Regions from separate parts of the Homo sapiens genome. Here regions 1, 2 and 4 are each linked to region 3. Evidence: chromatin contacts called from ENCODE Hi-C or POLR2A ChIA-PET data. All regions are on one chromosome and are shown on one strand. The core of a region is the stretch at or near the end of the contact, and the rest is flanking DNA. Distances in the headings are between cores, read along the strand shown. Region 1 has its middle 83 kb from the start of HMGA2. Region 2 has its middle 14 kb from the start of MSRB3-AS1. Region 3 has its middle 55 kb from the start of MSRB3-AS1. Region 4 overlaps MSRB3-AS1 (MSRB3 antisense RNA 1).

Evidence for each region. Hi-C counts contacts between places; a loop is a spot of excess contacts on that map. ChIA-PET counts read pairs that join two places held with the same protein, here RNA polymerase II (POLR2A). Pooled maps may share reads with other maps.
Region 1: a loop to region 3 is called in a map of endothelial cell of umbilical vein, with 2.6 times the contacts of the local background. The contact joins two enhancer-like sites. A Hi-C loop is called at or near these places in 1 of 168 maps with a recorded cell type or tissue (endothelial cell of umbilical vein) and 1 of 50 pooled maps. POLR2A ChIA-PET finds 5 or more read pairs at or near these places in 3 of 52 experiments (A549, HEK293 and Panc1).
Region 2: a loop to region 3 is called in a map of endothelial cell of umbilical vein, with 7 times the contacts of the local background. The contact joins two enhancer-like sites. A Hi-C loop is called at or near these places in 3 of 168 maps with a recorded cell type or tissue (PC-3, endothelial cell of umbilical vein and mammary epithelial cell) and 2 of 50 pooled maps. POLR2A ChIA-PET finds 5 or more read pairs at or near these places in 4 of 52 experiments (A549, H1, HCT116 and 1 more).
Region 4: a loop to region 3 is called in a map of PC-3, with 6 times the contacts of the local background. The contact joins two enhancer-like sites. A Hi-C loop is called at or near these places in 6 of 168 maps with a recorded cell type or tissue (DLD1, PC-3, astrocyte of the cerebellum and 3 more) and 3 of 50 pooled maps. POLR2A ChIA-PET finds 5 or more read pairs at or near these places in 3 of 52 experiments (BJ, HCT116 and activated naive CD4-positive, alpha-beta T cell).

The regions. Positions count from the first base shown.
Region 1 is chr12:65,739,041-65,744,763 of GRCh38, reverse strand. No RefSeq gene overlaps it. Among named protein-coding and RNA genes, the nearest start is that of HMGA2, 83 kb to the left of the region's middle. RefSeq lists enhancers at 2,251-2,751, 2,752-3,252 and a silencer at 3,202-3,251. Within about 2 kb of position 3,268, at least 6 of the 41 ENCODE cell types and tissues checked have a DNase peak (open chromatin) inside an H3K27ac peak, as active enhancers do; they include endothelial cell of umbilical vein, where a contact is called at or near this core.
Region 2 is chr12:65,653,896-65,659,756 of GRCh38, reverse strand. No RefSeq gene overlaps it. Among named protein-coding and RNA genes, the nearest start is that of MSRB3-AS1, 14 kb to the right of the region's middle. RefSeq lists an enhancer at 2,132-3,331. Within about 2 kb of position 2,741, at least 5 of the 41 ENCODE cell types and tissues checked have a DNase peak (open chromatin) inside an H3K27ac peak, as active enhancers do; they include HCT116, PC-3, endothelial cell of umbilical vein and 1 more, where a contact is called at or near this core.
Region 3 is chr12:65,694,388-65,700,002 of GRCh38, reverse strand. No RefSeq gene overlaps it. Among named protein-coding and RNA genes, the nearest start is that of MSRB3-AS1, 55 kb to the right of the region's middle. Within about 2 kb of position 4,307, at least 5 of the 41 ENCODE cell types and tissues checked have a DNase peak (open chromatin) inside an H3K27ac peak, as active enhancers do; they include HCT116, PC-3, endothelial cell of umbilical vein and 1 more, where a contact is called at or near this core.
Region 4 is chr12:65,629,877-65,635,751 of GRCh38, reverse strand. The region is part of intron 1 of MSRB3-AS1 (MSRB3 antisense RNA 1); the gene reads left to right. Among named protein-coding and RNA genes, the nearest start is that of MSRB3-AS1, 9.6 kb to the left of the region's middle. Within about 2 kb of position 4,036, at least 9 of the 41 ENCODE cell types and tissues checked have a DNase peak (open chromatin) inside an H3K27ac peak, as active enhancers do; they include HCT116, PC-3, endothelial cell of umbilical vein and 1 more, where a contact is called at or near this core.

The DNA.
Region 1 (5,723 bases), core at 2,019-4,518, 46 kb before region 3:
CTTCACCCAGTGGATCCCGCACAGGGCCACAAGTGGAGCTGCCTGCCAATCCCGCACGGTGCGCCCACACTCCTCAGCCTTTGGGTGGTCGATGGGACTGGGCGCCGTAGGGCTGGGGGCGGCACTCGCTGGGGAGGCTCGGGCTGCACAGGAGCCCATGGAGGTGGGGGAGGCTCAGGCATGGCGGGCTGCAGGTCCTGAGTCCTGCCCCGCAGGAAGGCAGCTAAGGCCCGGCGAGAAATTGAGCACAGCAGCTGCTGGCCCAGGTGCTAAGCCCCTCACTACCCGGGGCCTGCGGGGCCAGCCAGCTGCTCCTAGTGCGGGGCCCGTGAGCCCACGCCCACCCGGAACTCGTGCTGGCCCGCAAGCACCGTGCACAGCCCCGGTTGCCCCCTGCGCCTCTCCCTCCACACCTCCCCGCAAGCTGAGGGAGCCGGCTCCGGCCTTGGCCAGCCCAGAAAGGGGCTCCCACAGTGCAGCGGCGGGCTGAAGGGCTCCTCAAGTGCAGCCAAAGTGGGAGCCCAGGCAGAGGAGGCGCCGAGAGCGAGCGAGGGCTGTGTGGACTGCCAGCATGCTGTCACCTCTCAATGCCAAGTATTGCTGGGGATGAGGGGAAAGCAGGTGGCTGACATACTGCTAAGAGAATAAACTGTTACAACCACTTGGAAGAATAGTTTGGTGATTGATATCTAGTAAAGATGAAAGTATGTAACCCTACAACCCAGCAATTTCATTTCTAGGGACAAAAGTAAGAGAAAACACTTTCATCTGCAAACAAGGGGACCACCACCACAAAGATGTCACTACATTATTTTTAGTAGAAAAAAAAAAAAAAGGCCTACTAAATGTCCCTATGGGAGAATGAATAAATACATTCTGGTATATTCATTCAATGGTATATCCCTACACGTCTCAAAATGGATGTGTCTCAAAAATGTATTGTTGGATGAAAACATTTGTCTACATTGTAGATGATCTACAGAAGGATATTAATGCTCATTGATGTCCCGCCACGGGTTACTCTGGAGGCACTTTACTGAATCCTCCATACTGCCACCAATTTTTCTAAACAGTTAATATGGTTATGCTAACTCCTTCCTTTCCTTTAAATGGGATAAAAGCTGGCTAACAGATAAAAATCTTAAGTTGCCAATTTCTAGATTTGAACAATCTGTGTCCAGTCTAGCCTTGTGTTCATAGCTCAAGACACGACAGAAAAAGTAATAAGGACAATTTAAAGTTAGAGACTTACATTAAGAGAAGCTAGCATTGTTAGCCAGGAAAACACTATGAACTTGAGATGATGTTTAATATTGGTTTTAGGGCTTCTGTGTTCTCAGATATGCAGATCTGTCTGGTTTAGCTTTGAGATTTAAATCTAACCTCTTTCTTTCAAAGGATCTGAAATGATTCTGGGATTCCTTCTTGCATCCTCCGTTTCTTTTTCTCCTTCTGTTTTCCTTCCTTCTTGGAAAGCTTTACATAACATTTTTAAGTATGATAAAGTGTTTGGAAAGCTCCATGCAAAAAGCTGGTTCATTTGAATTCAACATAATTGATTGCACAGCTACAATTTATTTGCCATGCCCTATGCTAGAATCTGCGGCCTGCGAACTAACACACCCCTATGCTCAAAAAATTCATAGTCTAGTTGAATATAGATAAATATCATTCAGTGACTATGCCCCACATCAGTGCCAAAATAGAATACTTAAACCTTCTTTAACTCTTCTAAGCAAAAGAACCTTCATAAAGTTAAGGATTATAAATAGCTGTAAAGGAATCACTCGGTTACGGCGACCACCCAGGTGGTGCCAGAAGTTGGAAGTAGCCCTCCTCCCTCAGCCCGCCATCAGTGCAGCTCAGAACGAATTGGCTTTGCAGGAACGCTGAGAGAAAAGGAAAAGCCGGCCAAATCTTCCAGGCAGAAGTAGTTCTGATCCGAGGATTAGAGCCTGTCAATTAGGGGTGTCCGAATGGGAAGGAGGAAAGGAGGCGAAGGAAATATGGCTTAAGCTCCAGGGGAGACTCATTTTCTTTAGGAGAGAGGGTCAGGCACCAGGACTAGCGCGTTCCCATTCTCCTCCGAAAGGAGTCCATCCTTATCCGGATTTCCCTTGCCATGAAAATGAGGCCCCCCTCCCGCCGGCGCGTGCTCGCTGGGCTGGTAGAAGCTCCCGGGTGGCCCGCGCGTGGCCCGGCCGCGGCGGGGGTGGCCCCGCGGTCAGCTCTGGAGTCCGCCGCCGCCGCACTAAGGACGGAGCCGGCCCCAGACGCGCCCTGGCCCGGCCTCCCCCCGCCGGGGAGCGCCCCCGGCCCACATCCAGGCTGCGTCGGGGTTTGGCAGGCCCGGCCGGAGGAGGCGCCTTTGAAGTCTCGGCTGGCCGACCGGGAGGGAGATGGATGACCGGGCAGGGGCAGGGACGCTGGGGCCCCGCCTGGTTCCCACGATCAGGCCAGCGCAAGGGGCCACCGTGCGGCGCGGGCGGGCTCCGGGGCAGAAGGGGACGAGCGTGCGCCGGCGCGACCGAGGGAGAACTGGCGGCCGCTCAACACGAAACTGGAGTGGGTGTGAGACAGGAGATGGTGGGAGTCAGAGAACAGTGTGTGTGCGACAGGGGGTGTGACAGAAGACGCAGTGTGAGTGTGAGGGGGCCGGGATGCGTGCGTGCGCCCTGCGTTAAGTGCGCGGGGGTAAAGAAGACACGGGCTGCGCGTGGGGTGGGGGTGTTGGCGGGGCGCGCGCCACAGCGACGTGGAGAGGTCTAAGCCCGGGCCGTCTGCGTGGGGTGCTGGGGTCTCTAACCCCGAGCGTGGGCGAGGGGTGGGGGCTGCTCGCCGGAACCAGCCGGGAGCACCTAACGCCCAGTCCCGCGCAGCGCCCGTCCCGGCAGCTCCGGCGGGTCTGTGGAAGGAGACTCGCGGCGGGAAGGAGATACAACTTAACTTTAGAGCGCGGCGAGAGCTATTAACTTGTCACGGGCATCCGCTCATTCTTTATTTAAAAAAAAGTCACGAGCCCAGAAACCCCCCCAAAGGAGGGAGCGCGCGGGGAGCTGCAGCCACCCCCACAGCGCTAGGGAGATTGGGGTGTGCGCCCCCGCCGCCCGGCCCCGCCCCGCCCCTGCCCTCCCCTCCCCTCCTCTCCTCTCCACTCCTCTCCCCTCCCCTCCCCTCCTCTCCTCTCCTCTCCTCTCTCCGCAGTTCCCCGCACCGCCTGGCCACGCCCCGCCGCCCGGCCACGCCCCCCCAGACTGCATGGCGTCGGCCCGTGAGCCAATGGGAAGCTCCCGGGCTCCGGCCGCCGCGGCAGGTCGCGGCAGGAAGCGGTGGGCTAGCGGTGGCCCCCAGCAAGATCGATCACCTTTCCCCCTCCGCAGCTGGGCCAGAGACCCCGAGGGGAACCGGGCCATGTTCTTCTCGCCCTGCCCTGGGCTTGGAGAAGGCTAAGGCCGGTGGTCCCGGACACCCAGGAGGTTTGCTTCTTAGCCTCTTCTCCAGACTTGCAGACACGGATAATAACTCGCCCGGTTTGAGGCCCAGAGAGAGGCTCATTAACTAGAGATTATACAATAAAGGCTCTCCTGGAGAGGAAGGTCGCCTTCCCCCTTCACCCCAAATTATTTCCGATGGGGTCATTGCATACATCTACAGGCCACATCTGTTCAAAAGGACCTATTAAAATATTTGTTGACCTAGAAGTGAGAGAAGGGAGAGGACTGGGAATGTTGGGGCTCCGGGCGCGGGCGGTGGGGCAGCCGGATGTGGTGAGCGCTGGCGCTTAAAATGCGCCCAGTGGGAGGATATGAAGGGGATGTTAAAAGTCACGCAGGTCGCCTCCTCCCCCATATTGTGTTTGAATGTTCTCCATGTTCAAGGTGGAACCTCAGGCTGCAAGGTGTTTGCTACTCTTAAACTGAGTGGTGAAGAGCCAAGATTTGAAATGGAGGAGATATTTCACAGAACGATTTTGAACTGCAGAAAGAAAAAGGTGGAGCCAGTGGTGGAAGTACAGAAAACAGATGATAAAGGATAGTTGCAAAAATGTCATCAGCATTCTTCAAACCCAACAGGCATTTCTAGAGACCTCTGCTCTCTCTTCTCTGAGTCAAAACTCAAATCTGGGCCCTTAGAGAGCTGCAAGTAAAGGTGCTTGGTTTGTGCTATGGTGAAGCCCCACAGGCTGCAAGGTTTGCTGCCTTGTTGGTGGAGGGCAGGCCCCCTCTTTTAGGTCTTTTTTTCTTTTAATTTCAAATTTGAGCTGGAAGACGGTTTATATATCCTCTTTCTTCTCACTCACCTACATCTACGTTCTGAAAATGGGAACATCGGCTACACAACAGAAGCTGCCTTGCTCCTCTTGATGAGGCGCAGTGTTTACTTGTCACTATTTTATTTTATTGGCAACTTAAAACCTCTGCCCTTGAAGGCAGTTGCTCATCCTGGAGTTTCTTTCAGAACATCTTTTTCTTTCTTTCTTTTTTTTTTTTTTTGAGACGCAGTCTCGCTGTGTCACCCAGGCCGGAGTGCAGTGGTGCGATCTCGGCTCACTGCAAGCTCCGCCTCCCAGGTTCACGCCATTCTCCTGCCTCAGCCTTCCAAGTAGCTGGGACTACAGGCGCCCACCACCACGCCCGGCTAGTTTTTTGTTTTGTTTTGTTTTGTTTTTTGTATTTTTAGTAGAGACGGGGTTTCACTGTGTTAGCCAGGATGGTCTCGATCTCCTGACCTCGTGATCCGCCCGCCTTGGCCTCCCAAAGTGCTGGGATTACAGGCGTGAGTCACCGTGCCCGGCCAAGAACATCTTTATTTAATGAAAAATGGTTGACTTGCAGCAAGTATATCTTAACAAAATTGTAATTATAAATGCATTGTATTGTAGCAAACTGATATTAAAACCAAAAAGGAACCATGTAAACAATGTTTATGACATCATAATTCTTGACTACTTGAAATTAAACTACCTACTCATTTTTAAAAATCGGTCAAAAGCTTTCCACTTTCTTTGTTTTTTGAGATTTTCTTTTTGCATTTGGTAAATTTAGAGACAGACAAAAGGGGGAAGGGGTGTTGTATCTTACTCAACAAATAATTGGGTTAATAACAAACATTCCTATAGCCTGTATGAGGCATGAGACTCTCAGTAAAAATATATCAGTGCAAAGCAGAAGTAAGTTGAAAGGTTATACAGAGAAATTCTACCATGGTGTCAAAATATATACCATAGATATATATATAACAAAATATATACCCTAACAAACTATCTCAAAAATCTATATTGTTAAACTGTTAGTAAACAAACAAACACACCAAACAATGTGGTTGACATCCTCTTTTTTCTCAGCATTAGTGCTGAAATTTACCAGGGCTTTCTCTTCTTTCTCTTTCATCTATCCCAAGGTGATCTTAAACATTCTTACGGATTTTATTTACATGTTGATGGTTCCAAAACTTTTACCCCCAGGGCAGATATCTCCCCTGAGCTCAATCCCACTCTCTTCGAAGGCTCCCCAAGCATTTCAAACCTGACAGGTCCAAAATTGAACTCCTGATTTCACATCTCCAAAATATATCTCTCCCGGTCTTTTCAATAAAAAGAAATAATCCGGCTGGGCGCGGTGGCTCACGCCTGTAATCCTAGCACTTTGGGAGGCTGAGGCGGGCAGATCACCTGAGCTCAGGAGTTCGAGACCAGCCTGGGCAAAACGGTGAAACCCCGTCAC
Region 2 (5,861 bases), core at 1,492-3,991, 39 kb after region 3:
AATTCTAATTGGAGGCAGACAATAAACACAGGAAATAATGTAAGAAATGGATAAAATTGGTGGAGAAAATAAAGTAGTATAGTAAGAAGGATGGGGAGTATTGACTTAAAAAATTTAAAAATAGCTAGTCAGGTGGGTTTAAGAAAAAATTTGAAAATGATAAGGAACAATATTACGGGAATATCTAGAGGAGAAGCATTACTGAGAGAGGGTGTGGTGGAGCCAAAGACCCCAAGGCAGGACCAAACGTGGAGTGTTTGAGGAACAGTCGGGAGAGCAGATGGCTGGAGCTGTGAGCAAAACGTGAGGCGGGAGATGAATTGGAGACTGGATCATGCAGGACCTCGCAGGCCACTGTAAGGACTTAGATGTTTACTTCAAGTGAAGGGGGAAGTCATTGATGAGGCTTCAGTAGAGGAATAGAACATGATCTGTATACATTTTAAATAAATCATTCTGTGGTAGTTGATGATAACACATTGAATTAAAATTGAGTGGACATTGAATCCACCGTGAGAGTCAGGAGAAGGAGGAGGAGGAGAAGGAGGGCAGCAGGAAAGGGTAGAAGAGAAGAAAGGGAAAAATAAGGAAGGCGATTTTTTACTAAAACGTCTGTTACAAAATAGGAGTGAGAATATTTTAAAGTCATGATTTTGCAACTTCCAGTATAATAAATAATCTAGAAAAGGTTATTAGTAGATAGCAAAACCATTGGGTAAAAGATCGTGGATATTTGAAAGGTGTCAAAGTATCACCCCATGAATTTCTTACTAATTACAAAGAGGAAAATTTATCTTCCCAATGGAGAACTCTGGTGAGTTGATTCATTAGTCAGGTGATCAAACAGCATCATAAGCATTAGGACAACCTGACATTATGTGCCTCTTGATCTGATGCAATATGAATTATACAACATAATATATGAGGAAACTGACAAATTCAGAAAGTGTGGGATATTCTATATGAAAAAGTACATGTCATTTAAAAAGAAGAAAGATTATTCTAGATTAAGAAAGACTAAAAATATACAACAATCAAATGTGATCAAATTGCATTTGATTGGATCTTGGATCAGAAAAAGAAGCTGCAAAAGACATTTTATATTGTATTGTTCTTTCAAGTTTTCTGTATGCTCGAAAAGCTTCAAATAACAGGTTGGCGGGGGTGTTGCATCATTCTGGCTGCTGTGTAGAGAATAGACTGCAAGGGCCAGGGAGCAGCAGGTAGACAGGTTAGGAGCCTATTATACTAATCCAGGAGTAAGATGGTGGTAGCTTTGATTAGAGTGGTAGTGGTGGAGGTGGGAAGAAGGGATCTGATTCTTTGTAGATTTTAAAGTTAAAACCAAGGGCATGTGCTGATGGACTGAATGTGAAATATATATATATAAATGTATATGTGTGTATATATGTATATATGTGTGTATATATGTATATACGTATATATACACATATATATATACATATATATACACATATATATACACACACACACATAGGAGTCACCATTACATCAAAGTTTCAGATGTAAGCAATTGAAAGTGGAGTTGCTACTAACAAAAATGGAGAAGACTGAAGGTAAGCCAAGTTTCAGGGAAGGTCTCCCATTCAGATTGGGTTATAGTATGTTGAATAGCTCTGCTAAACATCCAAATAGAGGTGTTGCATAGACTGTTGAATATTCAAGTCTAGAGTTCAGAGATGCCTGGGCTGGAGATATAAATTTGAGTGTCATCCTGAAATTGGTTGTGATTGCAAGGAAGTGTGTGTTTCCAGAGAAAAGAGGAGAACCAAGGATTCTGCCTTTGGGGTGGTGATGGGGGTTGGGCTCCAACATTAAGAGTCTGATTGCCAGGACTCTAAACCACAGTCCAGGATTCATTGCCAGGTCCTATTAGTTCTAGCTCTATGCCCACTGATCTTGCTTTCATTCTGGCTGTACCCCATCTGCCTCTTGGATGACGATGATAGGCTCCTAACTGGTCTGCCTTCCACATCTTACTTTGCCCTCATCTAATTTCTCCTCAACTCTGGTGCAAAAGGTCTCATTTCACCCCTCTGTGGAAACAATTCAGGGCTCCTCCTGGATCTCAGGATAAAGCCCAAACTCTGTAGCTTGGCACACAGGTTCTTTAAGATCTAGCTCTTGACTGCTCTTTCCAATCTTATCCCTTATACTCTCCCTACAAATTCCCATAATCTGAACTTCAGTCACACTGGGCTATCTAAATAAGTACCACTATCTCCATAAGTGGAATACAAGGTAGACATCCTGTAAGTATTTGTTGAATAAATAAATAAATAAATAAATGTTCACTTTTAGAATGCTGAAATTGAGGTCAGTGGCATGTCTTTAATCTGGAAAAAACAAACCCATATGTTTATTGTATCCCTACTTAGACCAAAAAAGGGGCACTGTAGGTCTCTAAAAATAGGAGTTGCAAACTAGTCTAGACCAGTTTAATTATAATTCTGCAAAAAGCTGGGAAGAGGTGACTTCAGAAATGTACATTTCAAAGCACTGGTTACATGTTTCCGGTGTTACTCGCTCCATATTAAAACTCTGAGCAGCTGGGTGCCACATTACTGAATTTTAAAAGCTGCACTTCGGTGATCCATAGCAAAAGAGCCTATGAGTCAGGTGATGATCCATTCATCAGTCATAGGAAACATGAGGCACTGAAAATTTAATACAAAACCCCAAACCCACAAAAACTATCCACAGTTTCCTAACACAGGGGATGTGACTCATATCTCAGCAGGGGTACACATACCTTATTATAGTCACAAAAGAAAATGTTTCTCAAACAAAATTTTCCCCCCAACATCATTTGCACAGGGCAGTAATTTGGTGAAAATCTTTTGAAACTTACAAAGTAATTTATTTCTTTGTGGTTGGCCCATATTGCTATGCTTGGTTCTTACCACAATGACTCTTAATTTAGGGAACAAAATGATGGCAATTAATCCTTTAACTATATTCAGCTGAATCCAGAGTCAAATTGAGAAGGGATGGAAAGAAAAAGCCCTTGGTTGACCTAACCTCTGGACCTCCCAGAAAGTGCTCCCACACTCTAGGGATGCCCCCACCAATACCCAGAGAGAAGAGGTCCTGAGCCGGCCATCCCAGTCTCAAGTGGATTCCCATTAATGCACTGCTTTTCTTGATGATAGATAGGGAGGAGGAGAAAAGGAAGGGGTGTTGCTAATAGAGAGACATCACAAAATACATGTTTAGTACTAATCTGAATGTATAGGAGAGAACTTTTTCTTAAATACATCTTTAAAGTTGCGGTGCAGATTTGATGATTTTGTTCATAAAGGACAAGAGAAATAAATGAGTGAGTAGCATAGAGACCTCACTTACATGTCCACTCAGTTATTCAGCAATAATTAATTACATGTCTATTATGTGCCAGAGATTTCATAACAAATGGACTAGAACATGAGCCATGCCCTAGAGAAATCTCCTATCTAGTGTACATGAGACAGCCCTATAATCAAGAAATTATAGTGATATGATAGAATATTCATGCAGGAGCCTTACAAAAACATACAGTGTAAAAGTATCTAACTCTGCCCAAAGGTTAGGAGGGTCCAATCTGTAGGCAATTTTTGTAAGTTGAGTCTTGCAGCATAAATCTTGAGTTGTCTTAGAATACAAAACAGAGAAAGGAATTCGAGGCAGGGAGAACAATATATGCAAAAGTCGGGAGATAAAATGGCATAAATTGAATTCCACATACCAGATTCAGGGGTTTCAGAATATATTTGATACTGACTTCTTTTGACTGAACATTCTTTGAAGGTGTTTTGAGGCTGAGGTTATGAAAACAAACCTTCAAATGGGAACAGTAACATTAATGCATTTTTGTAAAAAAATGTTTTCTGAAGCAATTTTTCTTAAATCTTGATTGGTTTCTTGAACAGTTTAACAATTTCCAGTTTTTCCTTTTAAAATTTTATTTAAATTTTCATTGGGATCAATTCTTTCTTCTCTGGGTAAACATTTACAAAATTTGATTCATCAGTCAGTTTTCTGATCCTAATGATTCACAGATTGCAGTTTTTGCTAGTAAGAGTTGTGTGAGGGGAAAGTGGGAACAATTATTTCAATAAATTCAATATCCCAGGGACAAATTTTATAATTCTAAGTCTTACGGAGTATCACTTTAACTGTTGTTGATTTTAATTTGTGGTATTTCTTTTAATAATATTCATTAAAATTGAGTAAAAGATAGATAGCCATTTTTTAGTTAATCAGCCAGTCAGACTGAGAGAAGTTCTCTTGAATAGTCCGGAATTGCACTGTTATATTTTTCTTCTAGTTTTTTGATAAGCCTGTGTTCACTAACTGTCTTTGCTACTGCAATAGCAAATGATAAATGTTGTAAACAAAATGTCCTGCTTCAGATAGAGCCCATCCACGATGAGTCACATCCCTGCTTCTACCTATCAGATTAACCCCACAGACCAACTACAAAACACCAGTGTGCTTTTTGGAAATGCTAGGATCTCCCAGAACGTAGTCACTCAATTAAACAGCGTATACTGCTAGCAAAAGGATTCTTTAAGACCATATCAGTGACGATTTAGTCTTGAACTCGGCATTTCATTCTTCCTTGGTTCTCTGGATTCCATCCGTAAGCTCCAGGTGCCATTTGAATCAGTACCTTTCTGTGTTGAATGTATCTGTGTCAAGTTCAATTCTTCCTTATCATCTGCTTTGTTCAGGCTGTTTTCGTTGATTGATTTCTTAGGCCTCAACGTTTCCAGCTGTACTACTTTTCTGTACAATTTATGCTCCTCGGAAGTTATACAGAATTTATGATTTTTAAAACCTGAGATATATCTGCTTTTTATTTTCTCATCATTTCAACAATTATCACCTTTGTATATGATTAAATCTTCATAAACAGGGTCTTCTAACATCAAGCACCCTGATTAGTTATTTAGTCATTTCAAAAGGTTTTTAGTCAAGTATCCTTCTTTAATATGTATTGGTAACTCCTAAAACAGAGATTCAACATGTTAGGATTTTTGTAGGATGGGATATATTTGTACTTCTTTTTACTAGAGAATCAGGTCTAGTGTTTGAAGTCCAGTTCATTATATTTGCAGGCCAGGCGCAGTGGCTCACGCCTATAATCCCAGCACTTTGAGAGGCCAAGGTGGGCAGACAGCTTGAGCCCAAGAGTTTGAGACCAGCCCGAGCAACACAGCAAAACCTCATCTCTACAAAAAACACAAAAATTGGCCGGGCATGGTGGGGCATGCCTGTAGTGCCAGCTAGTTGGGAGAGTGAGGTGGGGAAGATCGCCAGAGCCTGGGAGGTTGAAGCTACAGTGAACTGTGATCACACTCCTGCACGCCAGATTGAGCAACACAGTGAGACCCTGTCTCAAACAAACAAACAATCCTCACCTGCAAATTATTTTCAGTTACAATCCTTGACATAAGTATATTCTCATGCCTCTATGTCAGTGTCATACAAGGAGAATCCATTAGGATTTTTCCCCTGATTAAATTTCAAGGTAAGTCTTGCCATCTCTTGCTTTTTCAGATATTGCTGCTTTCTTGCACACCCCATGCAAAGTATGATTGTCTTGAGACTGCTGGCCTCTGATTCAGAAAGAGTTCAGAGTTTACAGTTAATTAACCTGACAAAAGCACCTCGTACAACTTCCTTTTCACAAAACAACTCGAACTTCCATCTTCAAAGCATTAGACTTTATCTAAACGGTCTCAAAATCCTTAGGAAGGAAAAAGGAGAAAAGAAACTAGTTGATACTTCTCCAAATAACCCTGCATGGCCATATCTACAGTCTTTTAAAAGCATTTCCTAATCAAAGAGCTAGAGGC
Region 3 (5,615 bases), core at 3,058-5,557:
AAAAGCCTTGTGTCATTTAATTGGCATACTTTTCTCTTTTTATTATATCTATGGATGAGTCTTATAAGCAGCATTATCTTGGGCTTGATAAAATACAATCACAGTTGCACTCTTTGCAGAGGGGAAGAAAAAAGGAGAGGGAGTAAATAAAGATTGAGAGAGCAAGAAAGGAGAGATTTTTCTATGACTTTTCTGCTTGCCGCTATTTAGAAGTTCACAGCTGAAACTAGCCAATGGTTGTATCTAAAAATAGCAGAATAGTACATTACATGGTATAATAATTAAAACCAATGTGAGAAACATCTTCAAAGTAAGAAAATATAAGTAGAAGGCAAACGAATGATATTTATTTTATGACCTTTTAGTTGACTGCTACCATTTGGTGTTCCTGCAATGTGTTTCTTGGCAATTTGCAAGTGTGGGCTAATGAACATTTGAAACTGATGCTGATGGTTGTTTTTTCCACTTACGCTTTCCATTCTTACGAAAACCTAAGCCAACCAGTGCCTCTTTAAAGACTGAGTCAAGCTACTGAATGTTGGGAAATAACTGTAGTCCTCTGCTTCTGCCACTAGACAGTGTTCTCTCTCTATGTTCAATGCACTGACAATACTGTACTTCCTTAAATCAGAGAAACTGGCTATTCATTAGAAGAGGTAGCCCTTTAAATAACTGTAAACACTATACATAAATGGACTAGCTAATATTTACTACAGATCCTATCTATGTTGTTGTCAGTGTTTTAAGTGCTTGTCTCCCCTGGATTTGTTCCAAGAGTAAGAGAGAGGAGATTCCCAGGAGGAACATTGCATTCTATGGCAAACTATTTTTTCTTGGGAAATGAATGATCTAAATTGAATGAATTTATTGACTGTTTAAACTGTAGGCATTAGCTCCCCAACTCACATCACAGAAATCTGAAAGCAGAACTCTTGTTTCCTGGGAGGATGGAAAAACAGAACAGAAATGGAGCTTATACATTTTTTTTTTTTTTAGATGGAATCTGGCTCTGTTGCCCAGGCTGAAGTGCATTGGCACAATCTCTGCTCACTGCAACCTCCGCCTCCCGGGTTCAAGCAATTCTCCTGTCTCAGCTTCCCGAATAGCTGGGACTACAGGTATGTGCCACCAAGCCTCGCTAATTTTTGTATTTTTAGTAGAGATGTGGTTTCACCATGTTGGCCAGGCTGGTCTCGAACTCCTGACCTCATGATCCGCCCACCTCAGCCTCCCAAAATAGTGGGATTATAGGCGTTAGCCACCACGCCCGGCCACTTATAGATTTTTTTTAAGCAAACAATTGACACATAAGCAAACAATTGACACACAGTTATAAATAGAGGTAGTGAGGTGTAGTGAACAGAACAAGGCTTTGATGTCAGACCTGGGTCAGCACCAAAATTGTGTGGTCTTGGGCAACTTACCTAAACCCTCAGTCTTAGTTACCTAATCTGTTTGTTGTGTGGGAAGATTGCATGAGATAATTAATTATTGGTTCATAGTAGAAGCTCAGTAAATATTCATCTCTTTGGAAGACAGTGACTATTGGTATCATTAATTTTATAAACTACCTGTCCTTAAAATGTGTGATGTTATAAATAATGCTGCAATGAACATCTTTGTGCACAAATTTTTGTCAAATTCTTCACTTTTTTTTCTTAGAATTTGTTCTTGAAACTTTTCCATGAAATCACAAGGTCAAGGGTGTAAACACTCTCTTTTGTTTTGTTTTGTTTTGTTTTGTTTTGTTTAGACAGAGTCTGCTCTGTTGCCCAGGCTGGAGTGTAGTGGCATGATTTAGGCTCACTGAAAGCTCTGCCTTCTGGGTTCAAACAATTCTCCCTGCCTCAGCCTCCCACATAGCTGGGATTACAGGCATGTGCCACCACACCTGGCTAATTTTTTTATTTAGTAGAGACGGGGTTTCACCATGTTGGCCAGGCTGGTCTCGAACTCCTGACCTCAAGTGATTCCCCTGCCTTGGCCTTTCAAAGTGCTGGGATTACAAGTGTGAGCCACCACGCCCGGCCTGGATATAAACATTTTTTTTCAAATTTTAATACATTAAAGCCTTTCGAGAAAGGTTGCATCCTTTCATTGAATAAGAGAATATCTTTCTCATCTATGCCTCATAGGCATTATGTTTAATTTTGCTTGCTTGATAGTCAGTACCTTTTATTTTAATTTTGCTTTAATTAGTCCTTTTAGATTACTAATGAAATTGACCTTTATTATTCCTTAATAATTTGTATTATGATTTTTCATAAAATATTAATTTGTGGTATTTATTTCTTATTATGTTTTTACACATATTAAGTGTAAAACTTATTAAGTTTTTACACTGATTATGAATCAACTACATCTTCCATTGATCTCTTTCTAATCTTGTATTAATGTCATATTATTTTAATTATCACAGCTTTATGTTTGAGTACAGTTTTAAAAGCCTTAAGTCAGCCGGGCGCAGTGGATCACGCCTGTAATCCCAGCACGTTGGGAGGCCGAGGCGGGCGGATCACAAGGTCAGGAGATCTAGACCATCCTGGCTAACATGGTGAAACCCTGTCTCTACTAAAAATACAAAAAAATTAGCCGGGTGTGGTTGCGGGCGCCTGTAGTCCCAGCTACTCAGGAGGCTGAGGCAGGAGGATGGCGTGAACCCGGGAGGTGGAGCTTGCAGTGAGCCGAGATCGTGCCACTGCACTCCAGCCTGGGCGTCAGAGTGAGACTCTGTCTCAAAAAAAAAAAAAAAAACCTTAAATCACTGAGTGCTCAAAAATAGCAAGGCATCATAGGATTCTGGGGAGAAAGCATCAAGAGAAAAAAGAATTAGTGACACCAACACAAAGATAAAATGTTGGGAAGCCTCAATAAACTTCTCCATGGCTTGCATAAACCTGGAAGTAAGATTTGAAAACCTTCTTAAATCCATTATGGATCACGATAGAGAAAGAAAGACAGATGGAGAGAAAGATAGTTTTTTCTCTATGTCCTGATCAGCTATAATGACCAGATGCCAGATGACAAGTGGATCCCATTGTATATACATTCATTGTGATTTTTTATTCACCTGCAAATCTGATCATGTCACTGCTGTTTGGAACTTTTCAGTCATCTACCATTAGATGAAGAGTAAAATCTAAATGTGATTTACAAAGCACTGAATGACTTGGATCCTGCTTGTCTATCTAGTCTTGTCTCCCTCCAAGCCTCTGCCCAGGAGAGGAGAGGACCTGGATTTCCCTTGGTCTCCATGCCCACCCCTGCTCTAGTGCCTCTGTAGCTCTGGCTGCGGCCTCACTCACCCTTTTTCCATTCTCTTGATTTTTTTTGTCCAACAAATCCCCATAGTCCTTCAAGTTTCAGTTCAAATAGAAACTTCTTAATCAAGTCATCCCAGGCTCTCCTAGGTGTTCTGTTTCATACTGTCTACATCCCTCCATCATAGACAGCAATTGTTTCATTTCAAGTGTGTGTACTCCAGAGAGGGAAGGACCAGGTTGTTTCATCTTTGAATCTCTGGCATCTAGCATGGTTCCTGGCACAGAGTCAATGATTAATAAAAGGTTTATAAATAAATAATGAGGCAAGAATTAGATCTCAGATGCAATGTAACATGTATAACCACATTTTCCCCTGCCCTGAGGAATACTCCAGGGTTAGAAAGCAAACACAACATGGCAAACATTTCCCAATATAATCTTTTACTTTCTTTTCATTTGTTCTTTGCTACTGCAAGAAGGGCATATTTGAAGATTTTTCTTCACCTATCTTCACACATCTTATTGATGTGAAATAATCATAAAGCTCTTTTTGTAGAGGAAGTATATGGCTGGGATAAACATGGCAAATCCAAAGAAGACCAGAGATATATCCCTGAACAAGCACCACAATCATCCAAAAAAGAGAACTCTCACAAATCCACCCATTCATCAAAAACACAAGTAAGACAAAAACTATCAGTACTCTCTAACCACAGAACTAAATTATAAACTTCCAGCTGCCAAGCATCACTTCAGATAATCCTCTTCTTTCTGGCCTTTCTGAAGCTTTTACACACATCTCAATTTTCGTGCTAAAAAATAAGGTATATCTGAAGTCTATAGCTGAGTATCAACCCCCACTGGCCTCAAAGTCCAGTGGTTCTGGGGAGAATCCCTGGGAAGTGGGCTAGACAGGAAGCAGAGCTACCTCTCACTTCCACAAGTTGTAATAGCCTTCTAGATCATGTCTGTGGTCAATGACTGGCCAGAACTGGCCAGCCTCCAACAGGCTTGTTTAGACTACTTGATGAGTTGACACAAGGAACGACTCTTTCCAGTGCTATTAGTGTCTGAACATTAACAAGCAATAGTGTTCAGTGAGACTATTAAAGAGAAAAGGCATTTTAATCTTTGTTTTGGAAGTGAGCCCTCCAAACAAACCCGTGGTGAGGGAGCCCTTGTGAGCCAGTTTCTGGATGGCAGCAGAGGATGGCAGGGCTTGGGCTGAGTCATCATAGGGATACTCTGCTCATAGCCAGAATAACTGGGAGGGACAGCAGGGAAGGGACACCCCCATTCCATACCCTTAGAGAAAGAAAATGCTAAGTACACCATGTGATGAATTTTCAGCACTCTGTCAGCAATACTATACATTTAAATTCCAAGCAAATGGTTTGCAAAGGACTCCCTTACCATCACTAACTGCAAAGTAAACAAATCTCAAGGAGAGAGGGTTTCTCACCTTACAAAACGTCCATTGGAATTTAGAGACTGCAGGATGGTCTGGCAGAATTTAGAATTATGGTTCTGGGAACTGGTGCGGTTCCCAGGTATGTCACTCTGTCAATGACAATCTCAATGGAAAGTGTAGAGACAGTGGCAAGAATGTGACATATGAGGCTGGATCTGTCATCAAGAGTGACCATTCCAAGCCAAAACAAAGGCAAGTGGTTCACACACAAAGAAGAAATGTGTGTTCATCATTGTTTCTCTTCTCTTGTTTTGTTTTGTTTTTGTCAACAAACATGAAAACAGATAATCATAAAACTTACAGTTTAGAAAGTTCTTAGAAATCTTTTGCTCAAAGATCCATCTCTTTTACATATTATTAAGTTGTGGTTGGGGGTGGGCGGCAGATAATGAAGGCTCCAATTGTAGTTTTCAACATATAGCAATAACTGTCTAAGTTTTTTCCCTGAGGAGTTATAAACCAGACTGAGGAAAGTTAAATCTCTCAGCATTCATGAGCATGAATCAAGAATAGTTGGTAGGGCCAACTTACCAAATCAAGTACATACTGAGTTTATGGAGTATGCAACAGTGTTTATTGTTAATCATTCTTCTGCACTGTTTGCAAAAAGCAAGAAATTTTTGAATGTTCCACAAAATCTGTTTTCTTCTAACTATTCAGCTAACTGGGTCCATCATTAATTTGATTTACATAGCAGAGGCTGAAATGAAAAGCAAAGTTTTAAGTACAGTCTATCACCCACATTTAATAAAAATGTTTTAAAATGGGAGTGAGTGACAAATAAGTAAAACTATCATATATTCAAGTTAAAGAGGAAGGGAAATTGGACCTGCCTGTCCTTTCATCCTCCCCATCTACTACTGAGAACGATATAAATAGTG
Region 4 (5,875 bases), core at 2,787-5,286, 64 kb after region 3:
TCCCCAACTTCCATCCTAACTCTATGCCTTAAGCCAGATTTGTCTTCCCAACCATTCATCTTTCTCCACTACCTAATACAGTAGTTCTCAAGCTACTAAAAATCAAATAATAGTGATGTGTCACTGATTTACATAAAAAAGTTTATTTCTTTAAATTATGTTCTATTTTAAACATCTCTCCCTTTTTTTTCTTGAACTACTTATCCTGACCACAAGCTAATGTGAGTATATATGTTTATTTCATATTGCCTGCAAATAGTACTATGGCTTCTAAGACACTGTTGTGTCAATTTGAGAATCACAGCCCTAGATGATAAGGGCTGAAATGACATTCAGCTGCCTCTAAATCATTCCCTGTTTCCTACTACTCTTCAATCCAGCATGCTTCCTTGGCTGCCCAGGGCTGAAGTTCCTAGCCCAATACCTGGCACCCAGGAGGATTCACTCACTGCTTGTTGCCCATCGTTCCACTCATTACTCATGAAGCGTACTTTGCTACGGTCCATTCCTCTGCTTTGCTCATATAGTGACCCTTGGTCCCAACTTCTCTCTTTCCTCTCCTTTTTTTCCTCTCTTCCCCCTCCTGTTTTAAAAGATCATAGTTAATATTTGTTGAATGCTTCTAATGCTCTAGACATTTCCCAAGGGCATTGCATGTATTGACTCAGCTAAGCGTCTCAAAACTCTTCTGTTGTGAGTATTTGCAGGACCTTTTTTCCTGACCTCAGTTTCTGAATTTGCAAAATAGAGATTAAAATAATACTCACCTAATAAGATTGTTATGAGGGTTAAGTGAGTAAATACACAAAGTTCCTAGGATGTGATACACATTTGATAAGTATTAGTCATTATTTTTATTAAGCCACGTTATACTTTTGGAGCTTTAAGTTCGTGTTGATTAACAACTTGGAAGTAGCCAGTGCAGCTATTCAGGACTCAGCCATGTCTCCAGAGTCCAAACTCTCAAACACTGGGCTCCACCACCTCCTTTTTCCCTTTTTCCAACTCATTCAAATAACCCTCCCCCTCTAGAAAGCTTTGGCCACTCATTTGTGTTCCTAATATACCCTTTGAATATTCTGTGGTGTATAGCAGAGTGCTACACTCATATAGATAGTCCCTTACCTTCAGATAAGACTTCTAATTATTATGAAATAATCTCCATCTTTGTTTCAATTGTATTAACAATTGAGAATAGACCTGTGCTAGTGACATAATTTTCCCATTTCCTACTTGTATTGGGGACTGCCAAGACCATCCCCAGGGTCAATAATTAGCGAGGAAGACTTACAGAACTCAGCACAGAGTCCTAGTCAGGGCTAAGAGTTATTATAGCAAAAGGATACAAAGCAAAATCAGCAAAAGGAAAAGGTGCATGGGGCAAAATCTGGATGAAACGAGACATAAGCTTCCAAGAGTCCTCTCCCATCGGAGTCACACAGGATGCGATAAATTCCTGCAGCAACAAGTTCTGACAACAGGTATGAAATGTTGTTCACCAGGGAAGCTCATTAGAGATTCAGTGCCCAGTGCTTTTACTGGGGGCTGATTACACAGGCACTCTCTGCCTAGCATGTAATAAAATTCCAGACTGGGGATTCCTTTCCTTATTCCTTTTGGGAATCATGAAAGCAGGTGTCCAGCATGAACCACATTGCTTGTACAAACAGTTTAAGCACAGTGAGCCCTCTTATCACTTCTGGGGATAATGAAAACCCTCCTGTGATGGTTAATTTTATGTATTCACTTGGAGGGGGGTTTGGGATGAGATTAACATTTAAATCAGTGAATTTTGAATAAGGAGACTGCCCTCCAATATGTGGATTGGCCTCCTTCAATCAGTTGAAGGCCTGAATAGAACAAAAATACTGGCATCCCGGAACAAAAGAGAATTCTTAGCAGGCCACCTGTGGACTGAATTGGCTCTCCTGGGTCTCTACCTGCCAGTCTTTATTTTTATTTTTTATTTTTTATTTTATTCATTTATTTATTTCTTGACACAGTCTCACTCTGTTGCCCAGCCTGGAGTACAGTGGTGTGATCCCGGCTCACTGCAACCTCTGCCTCCCAGTTTCAAGCAATTCTCATGCCTCAGCCTCCCGAGTAGCTGGGACTATAGGCGTGAACCACCATGCCCAGATAGTTTTTGTATTTTTAGTAGAGATGGGATTTCACCATGCTGGCCAGGCTGGCCTTGAACTCCTGGCCTCAAGCGATCTGCCCACCTCGGCCTCCCAAAGTGCTGGGATTACAGACATGAGCCACCACATCTGACCACCCCAGCCTTTACACTGGAAATGCACTATCTACTCTTCTAGATCTCAAGCCTGTCAGCCCACCCTGTGTATTTTGGACTTATCATCATTGGCTTATAATCATGTGAGCCAAATCCTTATAATAAGTCTCTCTCTCTTTTGTATATGTATATACACATATATGTGTATATGTGTATATACATATATGTGTGTATGTGTATACACATATATATACACAAATATACACATATATTTACAAATGTATATAAATATACATTTGTATATTTGAATACACACATATACACATATATACATTTGTATATTTGTGTACACATATATATACATATATGTGAGTATATGTATATGTGTATACAAATATGCACATATATTTGTATATGTATATGTATATACACATATACATATCCTATTGGTTTTGTTTCTCTGGGGAACCCTAACTAATACGCCCCTCAAAATCCAAGTTGCTAGATGCCAGTCAAGGATCAACCTTGCAAGCAGGTCTTCCTAAGGCTAGCAGTCTCTGGCCTACTTTGTTAACCTTTTCTGTACACTACTAATTTTTATAGCAGTAGAAGCCATATGACAATAATGCCATGGAGCAGCAGAGCCTGTGAATAATCAAAAACTATGAGGTGGAGAGAAAGTCAGTAGAGAGAAGTTGGCTGGTAGTGACAGAAAAGTAAAAGCAACAGGCCCAGAGCCCTGGAGTGAAGGCTGCATTGTAAGAGGGGAGCATCCAAGGAGGAACAAGGGGAAGTCTGTGGCAGGGGAGAAGTTTGGGCAAGTCACTAGATGCTCCTTTACCCCACAAGACCTGACCATGTAATTGTGGTTGTGGTAGATTAAAGGTGTCTGGAAATTCTTTGCCACTCTTTACATAATGATATGGGATCTGTTTCCCCTCTCCTTGAATCTGGGTTGGCCTATGACTTGCTGTAACCAACAGAATGCTGCAGAAGTGACACTGTGGCTGTTTGAGACATGAACCTTAAGAAAACCTGGCAGTTTCTGCTTTTGTACTCTTGGGAGCCCGGGGTCCCCAGGTAATGGTAGTCGGCTGCACTGCTGGAGAAACCACTGAGAGAGAGTGAGAGAGAGGGAGGGAGAGACGTCGGACCAGCCCCAGCTGTTTCAGCCATCCCAGCTGTGGTGACATGCATGGGAATGAAGTCATTCTGTATTATTTGAGAGTTAGCCTAGTTGAGACTCTACATAATGCCACCTGCATGAGTGATTCCACGCAAGACCAGCAGCAGCATTGCTGCTGAGCTCCACCAAGATTACAGATTTCATGAACAAATAATAAAATGTTGTGGCTTTAAATCACAGACTTTTGGGGTGGCTTCTTTCCTAGCAATAGATAACTAATATGGTGAAGCAGCCGGAACTATCTGAGGACAGTGGCTTCATTGTAATAGTGAAGCACAGGAGTAGAAAGCAAGAGATGTCTGTAGCCGGGGCAGCAGGATGACTCTGTGACAGTCGACACAATATTTTATTTTCCTTCCAGTTTCCACTGTTTCACAATACTGACATGTGTCACTTTACAAAGAAAACAATCTGTACCCTTCTGAATTAGGCTTTACACTAGAATCTTTTCCAGACCTTCCCAACCCTCAAACCGAAGTTTGTGAACAGTGGAATGAGTTCCCACACACAATGAGTCATGTTTGTCTTCTGAGTGCCGATTGCCTTAGTGGAGACCTTAGATCATCAAATCGCATGCCCTGAAGCTTGTTTCTTCATGCAGGGAGCCAAAATCCATTGTATAACCTCATCTCCGGCAAAGATTCTCAACATGCGCCTGACTATGTATGTGCAAGATGCCAAATCAGTGAGTCCAAAAATGTAACAATTATCCCTGAAACCAGTCTGACCAATTTTATGGACAGAATTAATGGGTCATTTTGTGGTAGCAGAAACTGGACCTATGACCAATTGTTTCTAATATTTTTATGTATCTTTTATGGATGAGGAAACCAAGGGCAGGGGTGAGGGGAGAGAGAGAGCGCTCATGAATTATCAGAGCCATTGAACAAGTCAATATCGAAGGCAGGGACATCACCCATGGCTCCCAAATCTCCTTCAGGGCTTTCTCCACTATTGGCAGCATTAGTTTTCATTGGATGTATGTATATTGCTCTGCTGGAGAGGGCATAGTTACAGCCCTGCTTTTTTGTGTTTTTTTTTTTTTAACCTTAAGTAAAACATTTTTCTCCTTTGTGATATCACAGTTTTACCCCGGACACTTGGTTAGTTTCTTATGGGCAGTCTCAGTCATCTCTTTAAAAAAAAAATTCAGAAGTAAGCTCCCAAAAGATCATGTGTTGAGAAAGAACATTTAAACCTAGCCAGTAGGGTGGGAGGGAAGGAAGGGGAGAGTGTGGAGAGGCTCTCCCTGCTGATAATCTTGGAAGAAAGAATTACCTGACTTAGAAATGTGATATTTTTCTAGGCCACCTCGTTTCTTCTGATTAAAAATAACCACTTTCCATTATGTACATATAAGAGAAAAATGAATGAAAACATAGCTAGGAAGTAGCCTAGAATGATAAATCAGGGAGAGTATAATCTACACGTGCATATTCAGTCAGTAAACACTCAGTATTTATAGCATATGGAGAACTCATTCATTCATTCATTCATTCACTCACGTATCACCTGTCCATTGATCTGTTTACTTAACAAACATTGACTGAACACCTACTACAGGCAATGTCCTACAGAGACACGTAAGGTAAAGACCATATTTCCTGCTCTCCAGGGATTGCTTTTATAGTCTCATAAAGGAGATAAGACAAGACAAGAACACAAAGAACTATGATCAAGGTAATAAATGAGTAAGCACCATAGGAGAGAAAAATAAAGTGAGATGAAAGTTCAGAAAAGGGAGACATCATTTCTGGCCAAAGGAAATATAGAGTAGAAAGATTTCTTAAAAGTATAATCTATCACCCTGCAACTCCTAGTTTAAAAGCCTCACATAGTTATTAGCTCTGTGACCTTGGGCAAATCATAAATTTTCTGCTTCTTAGTTTGCTTATCTTTTAAAAGAAAGGGTTGGACTAAATGATCTTGAAGGTCCTTTCCGCTCTAAAGTACTGGGATACATAATTTTTCATGCGAAGACCCAGCTAAATATGTGACAAACTATTCTTTATACAACTAGAGTAACTCTTTAAACCTAAATAAGATCATGTTACCCATGGCTTAAAAACCTTTCATGGCTACATTTCAAAGAAAACCCAGACTTTTCAGATGGCCCTCAAGGTCCCGCAGCATCTGGCCCCACGCTCTCCAACCTCATCTTCCCATGTCCTCCTCTTACCCCGCTCTCTCCAACCTCATCCTCCCCATGTCCTCCTCCTACTGCTGCTCTTGCACTGCCAGGTCTTCTTTGCCACTCCCCTGAATGCACTGGTTAGGATCTTCACACAGGCTGTTTCCTCCGCAAGAAACGCTTTTCCTCTTCTCTTAAAAAAAATACATGTATGTGTGCGTGTGTGTGTGCATGTGTATGTGTGAGTAAAATTTTTATAAAAGGAATAAAAAATACAGTTTTAAAAAGTCAGATGATACTACCACAGGATTATAACCCAAAC